2 separate regions of the Homo sapiens genome follow, and region 1 is linked to region 2. A link is a loop called in an ENCODE intact Hi-C map of the cell type or tissue named here. Cell type or tissue: lower leg skin. All regions are shown on one strand. Links, peaks and the distances in the headings refer to the core of each region. The heading gives the core; the rest is flanking DNA. Region 1 overlaps BFSP1 (beaded filament structural protein 1). Region 2 has its middle 65 kb from the start of SNORD17.

Region 1 (9,267 bases), core at 1,268-9,267, 390 kb after region 2:
CTTGATGGAATCCTGGGAACAGTGCCTGGGCCAGTTTTGAAGCAGCTCAAATAATTCTTCCAGGCCATTTAGGATGATGATGATGATGATGACGGTGATGATGATCGCTCACACTGTGAGGCTTCCCTGTAGTATCTCACTGGATCCCAAGAGCAGCCTTGTGAAATACTGCTCAGGTCAGGCTTCCTCTAAGCAGAGCTCTAGGTAGTGATTTTTTGTCACTGATGTCTTAGTGGAGGGCTCTGAGAAGGGGAGGAAAAGGGCAGGACAGGGCAGGGAGCAGAGCAAGGACTTGTCCTCAGCCGGAGTCCAGCTGTGGCCTTCTCATGATCCCACAGGAAGCTCTGGAGTGTGAATGTGAATTACACCACAGCTGGGTCCCTCAAGGAGTTGAGAGAGTTGGTCTTTTGTACTCCTGTGCTGTCAGTCGTTGGCCTGGGTTGGGGATGAGGCAGGGCCTGGTAGCTTCCTGGACAAGATGACCATTTGTTGGCCAAGGGCTGCTTTCTGGAGAGGGCTGTGTCATCTGTTATTACAGAGCTGGGGACAGGGGCACTGGCGGGTAAAGGGGATCAGCATCCCTACAGATAGTTATCCCTGTTTTACAGAAGAACTTGCATTTTAGGAGGTTTAAATAGCTTGCCTGAGGTCACACATAGCCAGTAAGTCTTTTAGTCCAGGCCTGATTGACCAAAGCCCATTCTTTGAAACACTGCTGGTGTTGGAAAGGGTCCTTTGTGCCCTCCAGGGCCTTTTAACTTATTTATTTTTGACACGGTGTCTCATTCTATCACTCAGGCTGGAGTACAGTGGGGTGATCACAACTCACTGCAGCCTCCACCCACCCCCAGGTTCAAGTGATCCTTCTACCTCAGCCTCCTAAGTAGCTGGGACCACAGGTGCACACCACAACACATAGCTAATTTTAACATTTTTTGTAGAAATGGGATCTTACTATGTTGCCCAGGCTGGTCTCCAACTCCTGGGCTCAAGCAATCCACCTGCCTTGGCCTCCCAAAGTGCTGGGAGTACAGGTGTGAGCCACCATGTCTGGTGAGGGCTGGTTTTTTTCTCTTTTTTTTTTTGTGCCTCCGCCACCCAGGGCTTTGTGAAGACCAATGCACCAATGTAACTGAAGAGAAACAGTGAAATAAGGCAAGTCTTAGTTTATTCATCGGCCCCGTTGTTCTTGTGAAGATTAAAGGAGACTGAGGTGCCAGGAATGAGCATGGTGCACATGTGGGCAGGCCCACCCATGGCAGCAAATGCATCAGTCTCTTCTTCCTCCTGAACCTGGTCATGGTCTGTCCTGTCTGTGATGAGGGAGCGTGCGGAAGTGTCCATTCCTGTTCTCATCTAGTACTAGAAGGAAAAACCAGCGCAGCTCAACTTATAATGAGAATGTTTTCCCTCCCCCAACAGAATCTTCTGGAAGTTCAGACCTATATCAGCATCCTGCAGCAGATCATCCACACCACTCCTCCAGCATCCATTGTGACGAGTGGGATGAGGGAGGTAAGAATTGAAGCAGGAAAAGGCAAACCAGCCCTGGAGGGAAGCTGTACCTGGAGACTCCCAGGGAAGGGCTCACAGGTTGGACTGTGAGGGCGGCCACCAGGGTCCACTCCCCACTCCTGCCTTGTATTCTCATCTGAAGTTTCTTCTTCTGATATTTTACTTGTACTGTAAATGCCAATATTTAGACATGTGAGGATGTAAACCGCATCCTTGACCATTTTCTTCGGTATTTTCTCTTGAGAATTATGAGCTGTTCTTCCTTGCATACTTTATAAGAAATGACCAAGCTGCTTTCCAAAGCGATGTGCCATTGTTGCATCTCCACCCACAATGCGTGAGGGTTTCTGTGGCTTCCTGTCCTTGCCAGCACTTGGTATGTCAGCTTTGTAGTGTGTCTTTGCTCTTCTAATGGTGGTGGTTTTAATTTGCATCCCCTAATGACTAAGGAAGCCGAGCATCCTTTTGTGCACTCATCTGCCATCCGGATAGCTTCTTTGTGGAAGTATCTGCTCAAGCCTCTTGCCCATTTAAAAAATTGGTTTGTTTCCTTATTCTCCCTATCAATCTGATAATGAATTTCAAATACAGATAATCTCAGATAATTAGTGAATATATTTCCAAGACGGAGCTCTGCTAATGATTATGTGAGCCTGTGGCATTGAAACTAGTGGGAAAGGATAGAGATTGTTGAAGCCAATTTGTAAAAATTAAGATTTGGATATGAAAAATTACTTCTGATATTATGTTCCAAATTCCTTCTTCATTTGACTCTCTAGCTGCTCAACGGGATAGTAACGCTTTTCCTAATATGGTTTATGGAATTTTGTGATGCATAGCATGATATATATATATATAGACTGGTGCTGAGTGAGGTGGCTCATGCTTGTAATCCCAACTACTCAGGAGGCTGAGGTGGGAGGATCATTTGAGGCTAGGAGTTCAATACCAGCCTGAACAACATAGCAAGACCCCATCTCTAAACAAACAAACAAACAAGAAGCAAAAAAACCCCACAAACACTGGAAATGATGCAAATTAAATAAAAATGTTACAGTGTCCCTTCTTCAGAGGTTGTGGTAGGCTACTACAGGGTTTGGTGGATTGGTCAAGAGATAAGGTTCTGGGTCTTTTTGCAAGGATGACCTAGGATGGTGGCTCTCAACCCTGGTGACACTTGAAATTGCCTAGATGTGTGCTCAGGCCATGCTCCGAGTCAATGAATGGGCTTCCCAGGAGGTGGGGCCTGCCCAGGACCAGCATGCAGACAAACTGCTGCAGAACCCATGGGCTGGGGTCACCGGCTGCCTGAACTTTTTCGTCTTAATTATTTTATACAAAGCTAAAGAAATCCCCAAATTTGCTTTAGAAGACACTTTTGAACCCTGCAAAGTATCATCTAAGCGACAGGAAAGTTACTTTTTTTGGCATTCATGAGGATAGTCTTGTCTGAATTGCCCACCAGTTACCATTTCAGGATCCTGTTCTCCTTAGTGGATGTAACTGATGTTGCTACAAAGGCCTAAAAAAACTTTTCCTGAAGCCTTAATTTTCTTTCCCAGAGATTCCTTTCCAGAGATGTTACTTTTATTTTTCAAACCCAACTCTAACTCAAAGGTGTTTTACATCCGAGCATACCTTTTGAATTGTATCATCTATTCCCATGTAATAAGACCCTTCTAAGTCATAAGTATACAGACACTAAACTGACTTTGATGTCATCGATCAGCATCGTCTGGGCTTGTGAGACGTGCAGAGTGTCCAGTCCAGCCTCAGACCCACTGAGGCAGAATCTGCATCTTAGCCAGATCCGCAGGGACTCGTGTGCATGCTCAGGATAGAGAAGCACCGATTGAGAAAGTGTCACATCTTTATGAGTCTTAGCTTAGCAATTCTACAATCAAGTTAGACGGTCACTTTCCTGTATGTCTATGTCATTGCTGCAGCCACTTTGTAAGGTGTTTGAAGCAGAGGCTGTCTTCCATGCAGCCTCTGGACACAGAAACCCTCATTGTAGACTTGGTGTTTGATTTTGCATGGCTTCGAGTCAATGTGCTCTGTGTCAGAATGCATGGCTCTTGAGCAGTCAGGCCTTTGTGAAACAATTTGAATATTTTTGAATAGACGTGGAAAGGCAGGTCAGGAGAGAGGGACCTGCTTGGCAGAGTGTGGAGAGGTCAGAGGATTTCCTTCTAGCCATTCCCTGGAGCGTCACTTCCCTTTCACCCACTGGGGCTGATGGCTCCTGCTTTGTGCTGCGCTGACATCCGAGCACAGCGTATGGCTCGCGGCTCCAACCAGCCTTCATTTTCTTCGAGAGTGTGCATTCCAGGTTTTCCCTTTCACAGAAGGGAAAACAGAGGCTTTGAGAGTCAAATCCTTTTCTAGAGTCTCTTAGTAGGTTCATGGCACAGCCAGGTCTAAGCTCTGGTCTCCTGGTACTTGGTCCCGGCATGTCACACTCCCAAGGAGGTTCAGACTTTGAAGACAAAGCAAAAGGCATTGATGGCTGTGCTGTGGGCCTGGCTTAGTCTTCTCAGGCTACTATAACAGGACACTACAGATGGGAGGGCCGACAGGCAGACATTTACTTCTCACTGTCCTGGGTGCTGGAAGTCCAAGATCAAGATGCCAGCAGAATTGGTGTCTGGTGAGGGCTCTCTTTCTGGCTTGAAGACGGCTGCCTTCTTGCTGTGTCTCACGTGACAGACAGACAGGGGGTGGGGGTGGGGGCTCTGGTGTCTCTTCTTGTTCTTACAAAGACCCTAATCACATGATGGGGCCCCCCATCCTCATGACCTCATCTAACCCTAACACCTTCCAAAGGTCTCCTAAAACCTTCATCTTGGGAGTTAGTTAGGGCTTCAACACAGAATTCAGGGGGACACGGATATTCCGTCCATACCAGGGCCCCGCACCTTCTCTGCCCTTTTCCTCTCTGCATGTCCCATGAGTCTGACTCTGGCCTTCTCTGTGCAGGAGAAGCTCCTGACGGAGCGGGAGGTGGCCGCCCTGCGGAGTCAGCTGGAGGAGGGCCGGGAGGTGCTCTCCCACCTGCAGGCGCAGAGAGTGGAGCTGCAGGCACAGGTACGCTCGAGTCTGCCGCGTGTGCATTGGGGCTTCCCACATGTTTCATGGAGGTGTTACGCGCAGGCACACGCATGCAGCTTGAGGAGCTGTCACACGCTGAACATATCCTATGTTCCTGGCAGAAACGGGGTTTTCTGAGTGGGTGGCCAAGCGCTCTGCTCTGGCCTGGACTGAGGAGTTTTCCAGGACACAGGGAGAGTCCTGAGCTGGGGGACACAGGTGCCACGCTCATTCCTGGCCCCTCAGAGGTGCCCCTTGGGACTCCTTCGAGTCATGCCCTCCCCACCGAGTCTTAGGCTTAGGCTGCCCCAGTGTCTACATCATGCATTCATTTTGCCCAGGTCAAGCTTCGTAAGAATAAGAAGAAACGGACACCATAGGGATTTTTATCCTCCACTTGTTCAAATCTGTGCTTCTGTTTTCCTTCTCATGGTAACAGTTCTCCTTCGGAATTTGATTACAACCCGGCAAGAGTGGTTGTATCAGTGTTTGCTTCTAGTTAGAAACGTGTTGGTGGAAAGCTCACATTTCTACCCCCACCCCTTTTGGGTGAAGCTTAATTTGAAAACAAAACAGAAAAGCCCCAAACTGTCCTGTGGCCTGTGCCTTCTTGGCTACTTGCCGGCTCATCTTCTTTGTTCCTTCCGGTTCTCTCTCTTTCTCATTACCCTACAGCAGGTCATTCCACAGGGACGCTTGGGTTAAAATACTGCACCTTTGTATGGCTCTCTAACCACATTTCCCAAACCAAAAAGTAAGTTGACATTTGGTTTGACAAGTACACATGGGGACAAGAGAGCAAAACGTGTAAAAATCGGACACTTCAGAAAGCCTGGACCATTTGGATGTTATGTGTTACTCTGTCTAAAAATGTGAAGCCACAACTAGATGTAGCGCTTTTTATTGATTTCCAGTGCCCCCATGTCTGCTCAGGATTTCATTTTGGGACCTTGGAGTTCACATCCTAATTCCCATCCCAGCACGCACCACACAAAACTCACAGTGCAGCAGCTCTCAGGGGCTGCTGGAAAGCAAACCCGGGTCTGTGGTGGTCCCCTGAACTGACGATCGCAGCAGGAGGAACCAAGTAAGGCACTTAAAACTCCTCCTTCTTGTGAGACAAACCCTGGCTCAGGGACCATGTGCCTCATCCTGGTGACTGGGGCCTGTGTGGTTTCTTCTGAGGCTCTGACAGGATAGAATAAGGGTTGTATGTGTTTGTGTACATGGGGTGTGTGTGTGTGATATACATGGTATGTGTGATATATGTGGGATGTGTATGTGAAGTGTGTGTGGTGTGTGTGTGTCATGTGTATGTGTGTGTGCTGTGTATGTGAATAGGGACGTGGATACAAGCCCAGTCGTGGTCCTAGAGACCAGTGTTTTCCAAATGGCTAGTGACAACTCATTTTTGGATGTAAAATGAACTCAGTAGAATTGACTGGCATGTAAAAGGAAGTCAACAAAATGCTAGACTAAAATATAATAAGAAAAACAGAGTGTACAGCAAGTGAAAGGGAGGATTTGTTTTGTGAAGCCCTTGTTTTATCTCTCTATATCCATATGGATATGTTGAAATACACACACACACACACACACACACACACACACACCTACCTATCTGATGTGTATGGCTCGCAATGAGAAATGTGGTTTTTCCTGGGGCGGTGGTGATAAAGTTGAAAACCACTGCCCTAGAGATACTGAGAAAGATGAAGGAGCCCAGCCTAGATGGCAAATTCCAGTTCCAGGACAAAAAGAATGTTCCTCTCTTTATGTACAGGTATTTGTTGAATATCAAAATAAGAAATTTCACAACAGATTAACCTGGTTTCTGAGAACATGAAATGAAACCGCTGGTTGGCCGCCTGTTTCTGTCCTGAGTGGCTGCAGGAGGACTTCCTGGCTTTTCCCTGCTGCCCTCGTCTCTAAAGCAGGGTCTCAAACATCTCTTCTGTGCTGCCTCCTCCACTCCCACCCGTGGCATTCTGATGGAGACCGCTTCTCAGAAAAATGATGGTAAAGGCATAAAATAAAATACAGATAATTTAAAGGAAACCAGGCTGGGTGTGGTGGCTCACGCCTGTAATGCCAGCACTTTGGGAGGGCAAGGTGAGTGGACTGCTCGAGTCCAGGAATTTGAGACCAGCCTGGGCCACATGACGAAACCCCACCTCTACAAAAAATACAAAAATTAGCTGGGCGTGGTGGTGCGTGCCTGTGGTTCCAGCTACTTAGGAAGCTGACATGGGAGGACTGCCTGAGCCTGGAGAGGTTGAGGCTGCAGTGAGCTGAGACTGAGCCACTGCACTCCAGCCTGGGCAACAGAATGAGACCCCGTTTCCAAAAAAAAAAAAAAAGAAACTAATTATATTAAAACAGTTATCAAAATATTACTGAATCATTTTAAATAAAATGACAGATGTGCTTATACTCACTCAGTAACAAGCTATAGCATGTAGCTGATGAAACACGGCTGTGTCCATTTTCTGTTGCTGCCTTGATGAGTCACCACCAGCACCCGTGTCATCGCAGTTGTGTAGGTGGGAAGTCTGGGTGGGTCCTATCGGTTTCTCTGCTCTGGGTCTCAAAAGGTAGAAAGAAAGATGTTGGCCAGCCTGGGCCCTTGTCCAGAGGCTGTTAGGGGAGAATTTGCTTCCAGTCTCATTCAAGTTCTTGGCAGGAGTGAGGACCCTGTTTCTTTGCCGGCTGCTGGCCAGGAGTGGCTGTCAGGGCTGCCCAGGCTCCTTGGCTTCAGGCCCCTCCACGTTCGGAGCCGGCAGCGAACTCTGAACCCTCTTCCTGCGTCTCATCTCAATGACTTGGACTTACACGTTTCTCTGACTTCTGTTTTTAGGGGATAATCTTGAATAAACTCCTTTCCTTAAAAAAGGGTAACTGATTAAGAACTTTAATTATATCTGCAAAGTCCCTTTTTGCCATGTAACATATTCAAGGGTGTAGCACCAAGGGGAAAAGGTCACGGGGGCCAAAATTCTGCCTCCTTAGCTCTGATGAAAACCCAGACGTGGCTGGGTGCGCCCGGGAGCTCCTGACTCAGTGGGTCTGGGGTGTGGCCCGGGATGCTGCATGTCTAGGTGTCCCTGTGATGGTGCTGCGGCTGGTCCAGGAGCCACACTGAGAACCACAGGGTAAGGGCGGGTCCCAGGGAGTGGGCGAATGTTCCACCTGGTCCCCCTGTGTCCCAGGCTTGGGCCTCATTTCAAATGTTTGTGGCTGGGTTTTTGCTGGTTTTAAAGGTTTTAGTGGCTTCCCAATGTAGCAGCTAAGCTAGAGCTGAAGGAAGATGTGGCCGCACACCGCCGGGCAGGGCCCGCTCTGTGGCCGGAACTCGGTGGAGGGCGGGCCGAGAGAGAGCGTCTGCTAGCACCAGGGCCGTGGCAGCGGGTTCCGCCTATGGTTAGGGCGTCCGAAGCTTCCCGAACTCTCCACAGCAGGGGTCGTCAGGGTGAGGTCCCCGTCCCAGCAGCGGGGGCACCACCTGGGAACTTGTCAGAAATGCAGATTCACAGGCACCCCAGACCACTGACCCAGGAGCTCTGGGGCGGGCCGGTGCGCCTTGTTTAAGCCCTCCACGTGGCTCTGCGGGCTCAGTCTGGGAGACGCTGGGCGGACGATGGGAGAATAGTGCCTGGGCTTGGAGCTGGAAGCTGGAAGCCTCTCCTTCAAATAAGTGCACATATACCCGTAAGAGCCCCGGAGGAAGCACTTCGGACAGGTGGAGAGGAAAGGACAGGTAATTCTAGTTCCCTAAATTGCATGGACTGAGAGTTTCTGTGACAGGGAAGTAAAGAAAGTCACTTTTTAAAATTGCAAAGTGGGAACCGCCCATGTCTCATTTCTCATTAAAGTCACTTAGCACCATCTAGTGGTTTAGTTTGTGTAAGACAGTATGTAATGAGTTTCCTTTTTTTTTTTTTTAAGACAAAACAAAAACAAAAACAAAAACAAAAAAAAAACCTTACACCTAAAGGTGTCTGGGGTCCTAAGGACTGAGGTGAGAGCTCACCCCTCCAGATGGGGCTCGCGTCAGGCTCCTGCCTGTGTCGTGCCCTCAGCGGCTCACAGCCCAGTGGGGAGACAGATATAAACCAGGCAATCTAACGGTCCAGGCAGAAACAGCAGTCACCTGGCTCCGGATAAAGTTCAGGTTGCCACATGGCCCCACCGTTGGAGGAACCCTGGGCCAACCTCTCTTCTCTTCGTCTCCTGACCCCTCCTGCAGTTTCTGGGACCTCCCCTTTGCTCATTCCTTCTCTCCTTTCTGGAAGTCCCTTTCCTTCCTCGGTTCCCAGGACCGGTCCTGCCTCCTCCTGGAAGCCCCTTTCTTCCTCTGAGATGCCCTGGGCGTGCCTCCCCTGCTGGACTGCGGCCTTCTAGAGGAGGGTCCGTGTCTCATTCTCCTCGGCCAGGCTGGTGCTGGGTGGCAGTGGACGCCGTGCCACAGTGGCTCTCGTCACAGGCATCTCCATTCCTGTTGAGCTCCTGAGACAGGAGCTCTTACTGGTTTTCCTGAACACTCTTCCTTCTGATGAAAGGTTTAAATTATGGAGCTGTAAAAACCACATCGGTATAGACATCAGTCCACTTTTATAAACCAAGTCATCACTTCACTGGACTCAGCAGAATCCCGTAGAGCAT
Region 2 (10,540 bases), core at 959-8,958:
AGTCTTGCATAAATCCCTTCTCAGTGCTCAATTTTAAAAAAAGAGAGAGGGCGGACGCTCCTTGGAAAGGAGAGACGATCTTTCAGTCCTTCTCTCACAGTTCTTTCTCTTCCTCCCCATTTGCTCTCTCCTCCCCAGCCCTGCACATCATCTCTTCTTTTCATTCTCTTTACTCCTCCTTTACTTCCTCTCCCCTTCTAAGTCTCATCTATCTTGGGCCAAAAATTAGCTTTTTAAGGTAAAATCAGGTCCCCTTCCCCATAAAGGCTTTTATGCAAAGTGTTCTAACAAAAACGTCTCCAGCTTCAATATTGCCAGAACAAATTCTCAGGGCTAGGCACCTAGAACCTAAATTCTGCCGTACCAGGAACCCCAAATTGCAGTGTTATAGAAATGAAGAGACCACAGACAGGTCAAATTGAGGAGATGGTATTTCTTCTCCTGTAACGCCCTCACCTGTGTGAGCTCCCTCTCCAGCTGTGTACCTCTTGTCAGATGAGACGATGAGAGGCTATGGCAATGCTAATTACTCTCACCTGCATCAGAGCCACTCACCTGGGTAGCTTTTAATTTCCCCCACTCTCTCCCAGAGCTTGGCTCTACCCATTAGACAGTTAGACTCTGGTGGTTTTCAGAGTGTAGTCCCCAGAGCAGCCACATCTGCACCGCCTGGAAACTTGCTAGAAATGCAGTTTCTAATTAGGTCCCACACTTCCACATGCATCAGAACCCCTGGCAGGGACTGTGAGAACAGTCAGAACAAAGATTGCTGGGGCTGGCCACAGAATTCAGTGGGTCTGAAGTGGGGCCTGAGAATGTGCATTTCTAACAGGTTCCCAGGTGACAATGTTGCTGTGGCTCCAGGGGGCCCTCTGAGAAACACCATATTAAAGATTCTGATTCAGTTGGTGTGGGTCAGACGGTCCGGGCATCCCATGTTCCAATGCTCCCCTGTGCTGTGCAGCTGAGGTTGGGAGCTCCTGGTCCATGGTCTGCGTTGCAGCACGGCTAGAGCCGCACATCTGCAGAAGACAAGAAAGACCCTCCTAAAGGGCTTCTTCCTTCATCTAAGTTTTCATCACAGGCAAACTCTGTGTGTCCAGTGTACTTGGGGCTTGTAATTTTCCTCCAAGGACCTGTAGGACCCTCTCCAAGTTTGAGCAGGTCTGGCATCCCAGGGTGCTAAGGCCTGCTGGCAGCTCACGTGCTTGGCCCCAGGTACTCTGGGAGCTGTGAGAGTTCGACCCAGAAAGGTGGATCCCTTGAGAGTTCTGGGCAGGGCCACAGCCCCCTTGGTTGGAAAGCGACGGGTCCCTTTTGGTGCTGGTGAGCTGTAAGCAACAAAGCTGTTGCCAAGGGCCTCTGGAATATGACTGTTTCTGAGGCTGTTACAAAATTATATTAAATTCCCAAATGATGGTATTCATTGTAATATATGCAAGCTTTTTAATGTATCAGCCATGCTTATATCAGGTGTGGTCACCTAAGAGTTTTGATTGTTTTTGCTCTTTTATTGATGCATAATTTGCATATAGTAAAATACACAAATCTTAAGTGGATGCTCAATGAATTTTTACCTATGTATACACTCATGTAACAACCACCAAGATCAGGATAGAGAACATTTCCATCATTCTAGTAAGTTCCTTCAGGCCCTTTCTCACTCAATCCCCATCTCCCACTGCCCTAAACAAGTAGACACTATTCTGACCTCTCTCATCATATGTAGATAAGTTTTGCCTTTTATTTTTTTATTTTTTATTTTTATTTTTTAAAAAGGGGTCTTAGTCCTCTGTGACTCAGGCTGGAGTGCAGTGGTGTGACCATAGCTCAATGCAGCCTTGAACTCCTGGGCTCAAGCGGTGCCCCCGCTCCAGCCTCCCGAGGAACTGGGACTACAGGTGCACACTACCACACCCAGCTAATTTTTAAAAAATTTTTTTGTAGAGATGGGGTCACCCTATGTTGCCCAGGCTGGTCTTAAGTTCCTAGACTCAAGGGATCCTCTGGCCTCAGCCTCTCAAGGTTCTGGGATTACAGGTGTGAGCCACACTGTGCCTGGCTTATTTGATATCTTGTGATCAATATTGTGTTTTTGAGATTCATTCATATTTCACGTAAGAGCAACCCATTCATTTTTCTTGCTGTGCTGTACACCACAATGTATTTATCTATTCTTCTATTGATGGGCATTTGAGTTGTATTTAGTTTTTGGCTGTTATCGATTTAGCAGCAATGTGTATTTTTGTACATGTTTTTTGGTGTGTGTACGCACTCATTTCTTTCAGGGTATATACCCAGGAGTGGAACTGCTTGGTCACATGGTGAGTGTATGTTTAATTTTAGAAGAAACTGCCAAATGGTTCTCCAAAGTGCTTGTACTGGTTTATACTTCCACCAGCAGCATGTAAGAGTTCACTTCCTCCACATCCTCACCAATGCTTGATATTTTCAGAAATTTAATTTTAGCCATTCTAGGGAGTGTATAGTCACAGCATATTGTGGGTCTAATTTGCATTTCCCTGTAACCATTGAGGTTGAGCATCTTTTTTTTTTTTTTGAGACGGAGTCTCGCTCTGTTGCCCAGGCTGGAGTGTGCTGGCGCAATCTCGGCTCACTGCATCCTTCGCCTCCTGGGTTCAAATGATTCTCCTGCCTCAGTCTCCCAAGTACCTGAGATTACAGGCATGTGCTACCACATCTGGCTAATTTTTTGTGTTTTTAGTAGAGACAGGGTTTCACCATGTTGGCCAGGCTGGTCTCAAGCTCCTGACCTCAAGGGATCCACTCATCTCGACCTCCCAAAGTTCTGGAATTACAGGCATGAGCCACCGCGCCTGGCTGATGTTGAGCATCTTTTTATGAACTTACTGGCCATTTTGATATCCTTTTGTGTGAATGCCTTTTAAATTCATTTGTGCATTTTTTTTCCTATTGGATACCTGACACCTTTAATAAAGATAAAAGGGTTATGAAATAGCACCTTACTCATGCCAGGAGTTAAGAGGAAACTGAAGTGGGTTTGTGAAGAAAGTGATGAAGAAGAGAAGGACCCTACTTCTCAGGTCTCTGAAGCTTATTGGTCTCTGTCTCCCCAGAACCTAGCACACAGCTCGGCACAAGACAGGAACCCAACAAAAGTTCATCAAATAAGGGGACTGTCCTTGTTTTGGGGGGCTGTTGTGGACTTTGCAATGCATGATCCTCTTTACTATTCCATCTCTCTGAAGCTACATCAGACCCTGGGACCCCTCCAATTCTGGACAGGTGGCCCACAAGTAGCCTCAGGCCACGGCTCACTGAGACAGCCCAGATTGTCTTGCTGATTAGCCTGCTTGAATCCCATGGAAAACCTCTCCTGTCACTGGGGTACTCCATGAGCCTCGGGGATTGCATCATTATTTACATCCCAATTTCTTTAAATTCAAGATTTGTATCCAATAGCGTTGGTCTCCCTGAACCTGGATCCCCAGGTTCTCAGAAGAGTCAGGGACCGCAAGCTGCCTTCACCAGCCCAGATCTCTGCTGAGCACTTGTTCTACCCGGGATGAGTTCCTGAAGATAAACCTTTTGTGCATTGTGTTATTTTGTGTGCACAACTCAGCTAAGTGGCCTCCAGCACTACTCATCATCCCGCCGCCTGGCTACCAAGAGGCCCAATCAGTATCTGTGGAACGAGTGGATAAAGAATGATTTAGGGTCCAATCCATTTCCCAATCCAGTAAGCCATCTTTCATTTCCACCATCTTGGGCCAAAGGAAAAAAAAATGGGAACATCTTTCTTTCTTTCTTTTTTTTGTGACAGAGTCTCACTCTGTTGCCCAGGCTGGAGTGCAGTGGGATGATCTCAGCTCACTGCAACCTCTGCATCCCAGGTTCAAGCGATTCTCGTGCCTCAGCCTCTTGAGTAGCTGAGATCACAGATGTACACCACCATGCCTGGCTACTTTTTGTATTTTTAGTAGAGACGGGGTTTCACCATGTTGGTCAGGCTGGTCTCAAACTCCTGGACTCAAGTGATCTGTCCTCCTTGGTCTCTCAAAGTTCTGAGATTACAGGCGTGAGCCACCGTGCCTAGCCAGGAACTTCTTTTTATGCTTTACCAGAAACTCATCTTGATGTTTTCTTGTTCTTGATGATTTTGCTAAAGTCCAGACGTTCCTTGATCATCGAACACTTCTGTGTCAGCTAAGTTGTTTGAAGCAGTAAATCCCAGCTCTACATTCCCTTCATAATATGTGTCCAACTGAAAAAGAATGTTAAAGAAGACAATAAAATGCTTAATGGTAGAGTTCTGAAATAATCAGAATTAATCAATCAATCATTTATTTATTCAAATGACCGACACTTATTATTATGTATCTCTGTGCAGCCATGCATGGCTTGAGGGATGTGACACAGGAGATTTATGTCTGGTGGTGGATGGGCTTTTGTCTCGAACTCCTGACCTCAAGTGATCTGCTCGCCTTGGCCTCCAAAAGTGCTAGGATTACAGGCGTGAGCCACTGCGCCTGGCCTTGGATGGGCTTTTGTAACCTAGTATGTCTTCCTGGTGCCTTATCCATGATTGTTTCTTGGTATGGGATTTTTCTCCCACTCTTGGGAATCTCCTGGTATTCCACCGATGGCTGCTGAAACCCAGTCCCTGGCTGGTTCCAGTGTCTGATTGTGCTAGGTTGTAATTCCATGTGCTGCCAGGAGGTGTCTCTCCCTAACACCTGATGCTGCCGCGGCTGAAAAGTTGGTTTCTGTGTGACAAGTGAGAACAGTGTTGAAGTCAATTTTGTGTTTGAAGTTTTATCTTAAAAATAAGTTAACTTTGAATAAAAAATTATCTTGGTCAGTGAAGGGTATGTAAATTTTTTTTTGTTTATTTTTCATTTTTTGTATCTTCATGAACACATGTAAAAGTTTTTGGAACGGCATTGTCCAATAGAACTTTTTGCCGTGTTAGAAATGTTTTACAATCTGCTCTGTCCAATAATTGTAGCCACAAGCCACATGGAGCTAATCAGCAGTTGAAATGTGGCTAGTGAGACTGAGGAACTGAATTTCAGATTTTACTTAATTCTAATTAATTAATTAATTAACTGATTAATTTTTAGAGACAGAGCTCAGCTTGGTTGCCCAGGCTGGAGTGCAGTGGCATGCCATAGCTCACTGCAGCCTCAAACTCCCAGTCAAGCTAGGACTATAGGCAAGCATCACCACACCCAGCTCATTTTAAAATTATTTTTTCTAGGGATGGATCTCACTGTGTTGCCCAGATTGGTCTTGAACACATGGCCTCAGGCAATTCTCTGCTTTGATTTGCCAAAGTGCTGGGATAACAGGCATGAGCCATCATGCCCAGCCTTATTAAATTTAAACAGCTACATGTGGTCACTCTATGGAGCAGCATAGCTTTATAATAATTTTTTAAAATTAATTAGTTTAATTGACACATTATCATTGTACATAGGTATGGGGTGCAGTTTGATATTTTAATACATATATTGTATAATGGTCAAATTAGGGTAGTTAGCATGTCAATCACCTTAGGCATTTATCATTCCCTTGTGGTGAGAACATTCAAAAGCCTCTCCTCTAGCTATTTTGTAATATACAATATCTTACTGTTAACCATAGCCACCCTACTGTGTAACAGAACCCCAGAATTTATGCCTCCCATCTAATTGTAATTTGTACCTGTTGACCGACCTCTCCCCATCCTCCCCTCTCCCCTGCCCTTCCCAGGCTCTGGTAACCACTGTTGGACTCTCTGACTCTTCTTCTATGAGATCAATTTTTTTTTTTTTTTTTTTTAGATTCCACATATGAGTGAGATCATGCAGTATTTGTCTCTCTGTGTCTGGCTTATTTCACTTAATATGATGTCCTCCAAGTTCATCCATGTTGTTGAAAATGACAGGATTTCATTTTTTTATGGCTGGTACAATTATTTTTGTTTCTATTATTTCAGCAAAGGAGAATCAGGAGAGAAAATATCAGAACAGAGTACAGCCAGTCAGTCTCCTTACCAGTGTCAGGGCAGATTAGTGTAAGACTGTGGGGTTCTAGAGATTTGTGGGTCAATTCTGGCCTTGCCACTTAATAGCTGCTGTGACGTTAGGTAAGTGAGTTCATCTCTCTGAGCCTCAGTTTCTTTATCTGTAGATTGGGGATTGTAATGGCAACCTCAGAAGACTACTGTGAGGACTGAGTGAAGTACTGTGTACATCACTCAGGGTATGGGAGCATTGACTTACATAGTGAGTGCTCAGCAAAAGTCCCTCTGCCCCTGTTGGTGGTGATGGTGGCAGTGACAGCGGATTTATTATTCACCAAACTAGTCTTCCTGCTCACTGTCTCTACAGGGGCTAAATCGGGGGAGGACACAGTCCAAGGTCAAGAGCATCAAGCAAAGAATTAGTCAGCAGTCAGCCTAGGAGTCAGGCTGTTGTGTCAACTGCATTAACCCAGAGGTCAGAAGCAAAGGGACTTACAGAAAAATTCTAAGAACAGAACAAAAGGATTTTTTTTTAAACTCTTCATCAAGATTCCCCAAATATTAACATTTTTGCCACATTTGCCTTACTGTTTTCTCTGTCTGTGTGTACAAATATATATATTTTTCTGAATCATAAGAGAGTAAATTGCAGATGTGATGCCCTCTATCTCCCAAAGCTTCAGTGTATAATTCCTAAAAAGTAAAGGACATTCTGCTACACAGCCACAGTGCAGTGACTAAGTCAGGAAACGAACACTGATTCAATACAATTAGCTAATCTACAGACCGTATTCAGATTTAGATGTCACCAACTGTCCCAGTAATGTCCTTTATAGCAACACAATATCCCAGATCACGTGCTGCAGTTGGTTGCCCTGTCTCTAATCTCCTCCAATCGGCGACAGTTCCTTGGGCTTTCTTTGTCTTTCCTGACCTTGACATTTTTGAAGAGTCCACGCAGTTTTCTTGTAGAATGTCCTTCAGTTTGGGTCTGCCTGATGTTTCCTCATGATAAGCCTCAGGTTGTGTATTCTTGGCAAGAATACTGGGAAAATGATGCTGTGTTCTCAGTGCATCAGATGAGCGGGGACATGAGGTCCCTTTCTTAGTTTGGGAGAATAAATTCTGATGAAAAATATTCCCAGTGAGAAGGAAAATCGAGAGGATCTCAGGAGGCTGGTGTGGTTTGCACAAGCAACTGTGCTTCGCTCACATTTTCAAAGGACAGAAGCAAAGGGTGGAAGGCAGAGAACTCCACTCAGAGAGCGAGAGAACGGAGAGAAGAGCGGCTGAAAAGCTGGCTCCAGAAACGAGCTGAGGCCCTGAAAAATGCTGAAGGCAACCAAATAGGCTTCTAAATTGCTTACTTAAAAAACACTCATTCGTTTTCCTGACAATAAAAAATAGAATGTGGTCATTGTGGAAAATACAAACGTATAAAGAAGGAAACAGTAACTCCCTGCATCCTACACCCAGCTGTAGCCACGGCTAATATTTTGGGTATTTTCCCTCCCCACCTCCAGGAAAGGTTTTTAAAGCTGCGCTTGGAGCATGAAACAAAATGAGAAAGACTTCAGCTTCTCGGCGTGGGGAAGGTGATGTCATGCCAGCGGGGGCGGCGGAAAGGGCTGCCTGTGCTTCCCCTTCACTCTCGGGACGCGGCTGTGGGCTGGGCAGGAGGGAGCCAAGTCTGGGGTGCACTGGGGAGCCCAGAACCACTGCTATGCTCTGCAAAACTCTGAGGCGCTTCCAAAAGTTTGGAGCTGGGCATGTATTTTACTGATTTCTAAAAATCGTAAGCGGTTGTTCGGGGGGAGGAGAAGGGTGTTGGGGTGACGGGGTGTCCGCGCTGGAGACTCAGCTGTGTGCGCCCTGATTCAGACGAGGGAGGCCTTCCAGGTGGGGGTGGGCAGGGAGCTTCTGGGGAAGAATGCATCCTGAGGGCGGAGAGCTACAGGGTAAGGGGGCCAGGCTGTCGGCATTAGAGGGGTGTCTGCGTTTGGCTGCAGCCCAGCCCGCAGGCTCCAGAGTCTGGGAGCCGCGAAGGAGCCGCCCTTATCAGGCAGTAGGGCGAGCTGCCCCAGGGGACAGTCTCTGTGCTGAGGGCATTCCTCGACCTGGGTCGTGGCGCCTACTAGCAGGGGGTTCCAGGATTCCCAGGGCAGAGCTGTCCGGTGTGAGGTGTCCAGCTGGCTTGAGGCCTGTGGCCCTGAAGGCCGGGTGGGCCAGGAGGCTGAGAGGCAGCCACCTTTAAAGGGAGCCAGAGCAGGGAGGGAAACGGAGCTCTTCCCCTGCCGTCCTGGCGCTGTTCCTGCCAATAGACAAGGCAGATGTGTACAATGATTATAGTCTTTTTGTTTGTTTTAAGAGACAGCCTTGCTGTGTTGCCCAGGCTGGAGTGAGTGCAGTGGCTTGTTCATAGCTCACTGCAGCCTGGAACTCCTGGGCTCAGGGGATCCTCCCACTTCAGCTTCCCAAGTAACTGGGACTACAGGTGTGTGCCACCATGCCCTGCTAATTTTTTTTTTTTTTTTTTGAGACGGAGTTTCGCTCTTGTTGCCCAGGCTGGAGTGCAATGGCGGGATCTCAGCTTACTGCAACCTCTGCCTCCCAGGTTCAAGCGATTCTCCTGCCTCTCGGCCTCCCGAGTAGCTGGGATTACAGGCATGTGCCACCACTCCCGGCTAATTTTATATTTTTAGTAAAGACGGGGTTTCTCCATGTTGGTCAGGCTGGTTTTGAACTCCCGACCTCAGGTGATCCGCCTGTCTCGGCCTCCCAAAGTGCTGGGATTACAGGTGTTAGCCACTGCACCCAGCCACCCCACTAATTTTTAAATTATTTATTTATTTAGAGACAGAATCTCACTCTGTCACCCAGGTTGGAATGCAGTGGCACCATCATAGCTCACTGCAGCCTCAACCTCCAGGGTTCCAGGGATTCTCCTGCTTCAGCCTCCCAAGCAGCTGGGACTATAGGCGTGGGCCAGCCCATCAGACTAATTTTTTTTTTCAGATCCTCACATCTCAGATGAACATCCAGCTAATTTTAAAAAGTTTTGTAGAGATGGGGTCTTGCTATGTTGACCAGGCTGGTCTCGAACTCCTGGGCTCAAGCAACTCTCCTACCTCAGCCTCCCAAAGTGTTAGGATTACAGGTGGGAGCCATCACACCACCCAGCCTGATTATAACATTTTAACTGTGGGCCAGGCACTGTGTTAAGTCTAAGTCTGCGTATGTTCAAAGTAGCCTTTGCAACTGGTCTATCGAGGTAGGTATTTATCATTCCTGTTTTACAGAGGACTCAAAGGTAAATGATATGGCAGATGTGGTCAGTGCCCCAATGTCTCCCGGGCACTGGGAGGTGACCTCAGACCATTCCATGTGTGCCTGTGGCTCCCTGTATCTCTCTACAGGGCATGCTCTATGGCCCTTGGAGTGTGGGGAGTTAACACCTCAAGAGTGATTCTCAGCTGGTGGGCGAGGGATGGGAGTTGTATGAAAACCCCAGGGTGCTTGCTCCTTGATGAGACAATTTTATTTTTAATTGTAGTAAAAAAAACACATAGCATAAAATTTACCATCTGAACCATTTATAAGTGTATAGTACAGTAGTATTAACTGTTTGCACCTTGTTGTGTAATAGAACTTTTCATCTTGCAAAACTGAAACTCTATACCCATTAAATAACTCCCCATTCCCTCTCTCTGCAGGCCCTGGCAACCACATTCTACTTTCTGTCTGTGAATTTGACACTTTAGGTACCTTGTATGCAGTATGTGTCCTTCTGTGACTGGCTTATTTCACTGAGCATAATGTCCTCAAGATTCGTCCATGTTGTAACGTGTATCTGAATTTCCCTTTTTTTTTTTTGTATTTTTAGTAGAGATGTGGTTTCACTATGTTGGCCAGGCTGGTCTTGAACACCTGACCTCATGATCCACCCGCCTCAGCCTCCCAAAGTGCTGGGATTACAGGCATGAGCCACTGCATCCAGCCAGCATTTATCCTTTCTTTGTGTTACAAACAATCCAGTTATACTCTTAGTTGTCTTTAAATGTATAATATACTATTGTTGACTGCTGTCAGTTTGTTGTGCTATCAAATATTAGATCTTATTTATTCTATCTAACTATATTTTTGTATCCGTTAACCATCCCCACTCTACCCCCACCCCACTACCCTTCCCAGCCTCTGGTAACCATCCTTTTACTCTCTATCACCATGAGTTCAATTGTTGTAATATTTAGCTCCCACAAATAAGTGAGGACATGTGAAGTTTGTCTTTCTGTGCATGGCTTGTTTCACTTAACATAAGAACCTCCAGTTCCGTTCATGTTGTTGCAAATGACAGGATCTCATTCTTTTTTATGGCAGAATGGTACTCCATTGTGTATATGTACCACATTTTCTTTATCCAATCATCTGTTGATGGACACTTAGGTGGCTTCCAAATCTTGGCTATTGTGAACAGAGCTGCAACAAACATGGAAGTGCAGATATCCTTTCATTATGCTGATTTCCTTTTTTGGGGGTATATTTTTAGCAGTG

The links. Hi-C counts contacts between places; a loop is a spot of excess contacts. Peaks named below come from ENCODE experiments on the same cell type or tissue, not always from the same donor. Only the 100,000 strongest peaks of a DNase experiment are listed, where the experiment ranks them.
Region 1: a loop joins it to region 2, with 4 times the contacts of the local background. A loop is called at or near these places in 75 of 110 quality-filtered maps.

What each region holds. Positions count from the first base shown.
Region 1 is chr20:17,504,224-17,513,490 of GRCh38, reverse strand. It overlaps BFSP1 (beaded filament structural protein 1), which reads left to right. Exons shown (of 8, transcript NM_001195.5): 4 at 1,423-1,515; 5 at 4,495-4,602. Among named protein-coding and RNA genes, the nearest start is that of BFSP1, 23 kb to the left of the region's middle. RefSeq lists an enhancer at 8,456-8,979. In lower leg skin, for the core only: a CTCF peak has its summit at 5,907; DNase peaks (open chromatin) are centred at 7,660, 8,080, 8,840, 8,970 and 1 weaker place.
Region 2 is chr20:17,892,858-17,903,397 of GRCh38, reverse strand. No RefSeq gene overlaps it. Among named protein-coding and RNA genes, the nearest start is that of SNORD17, 65 kb to the left of the region's middle. RefSeq lists enhancers at 7,418-7,557, 7,212-7,888. In lower leg skin, for the core only: CTCF peaks have their summits at 4,691 (motif pointing right) and 6,370; DNase peaks (open chromatin) are centred at 4,706 and 7,631.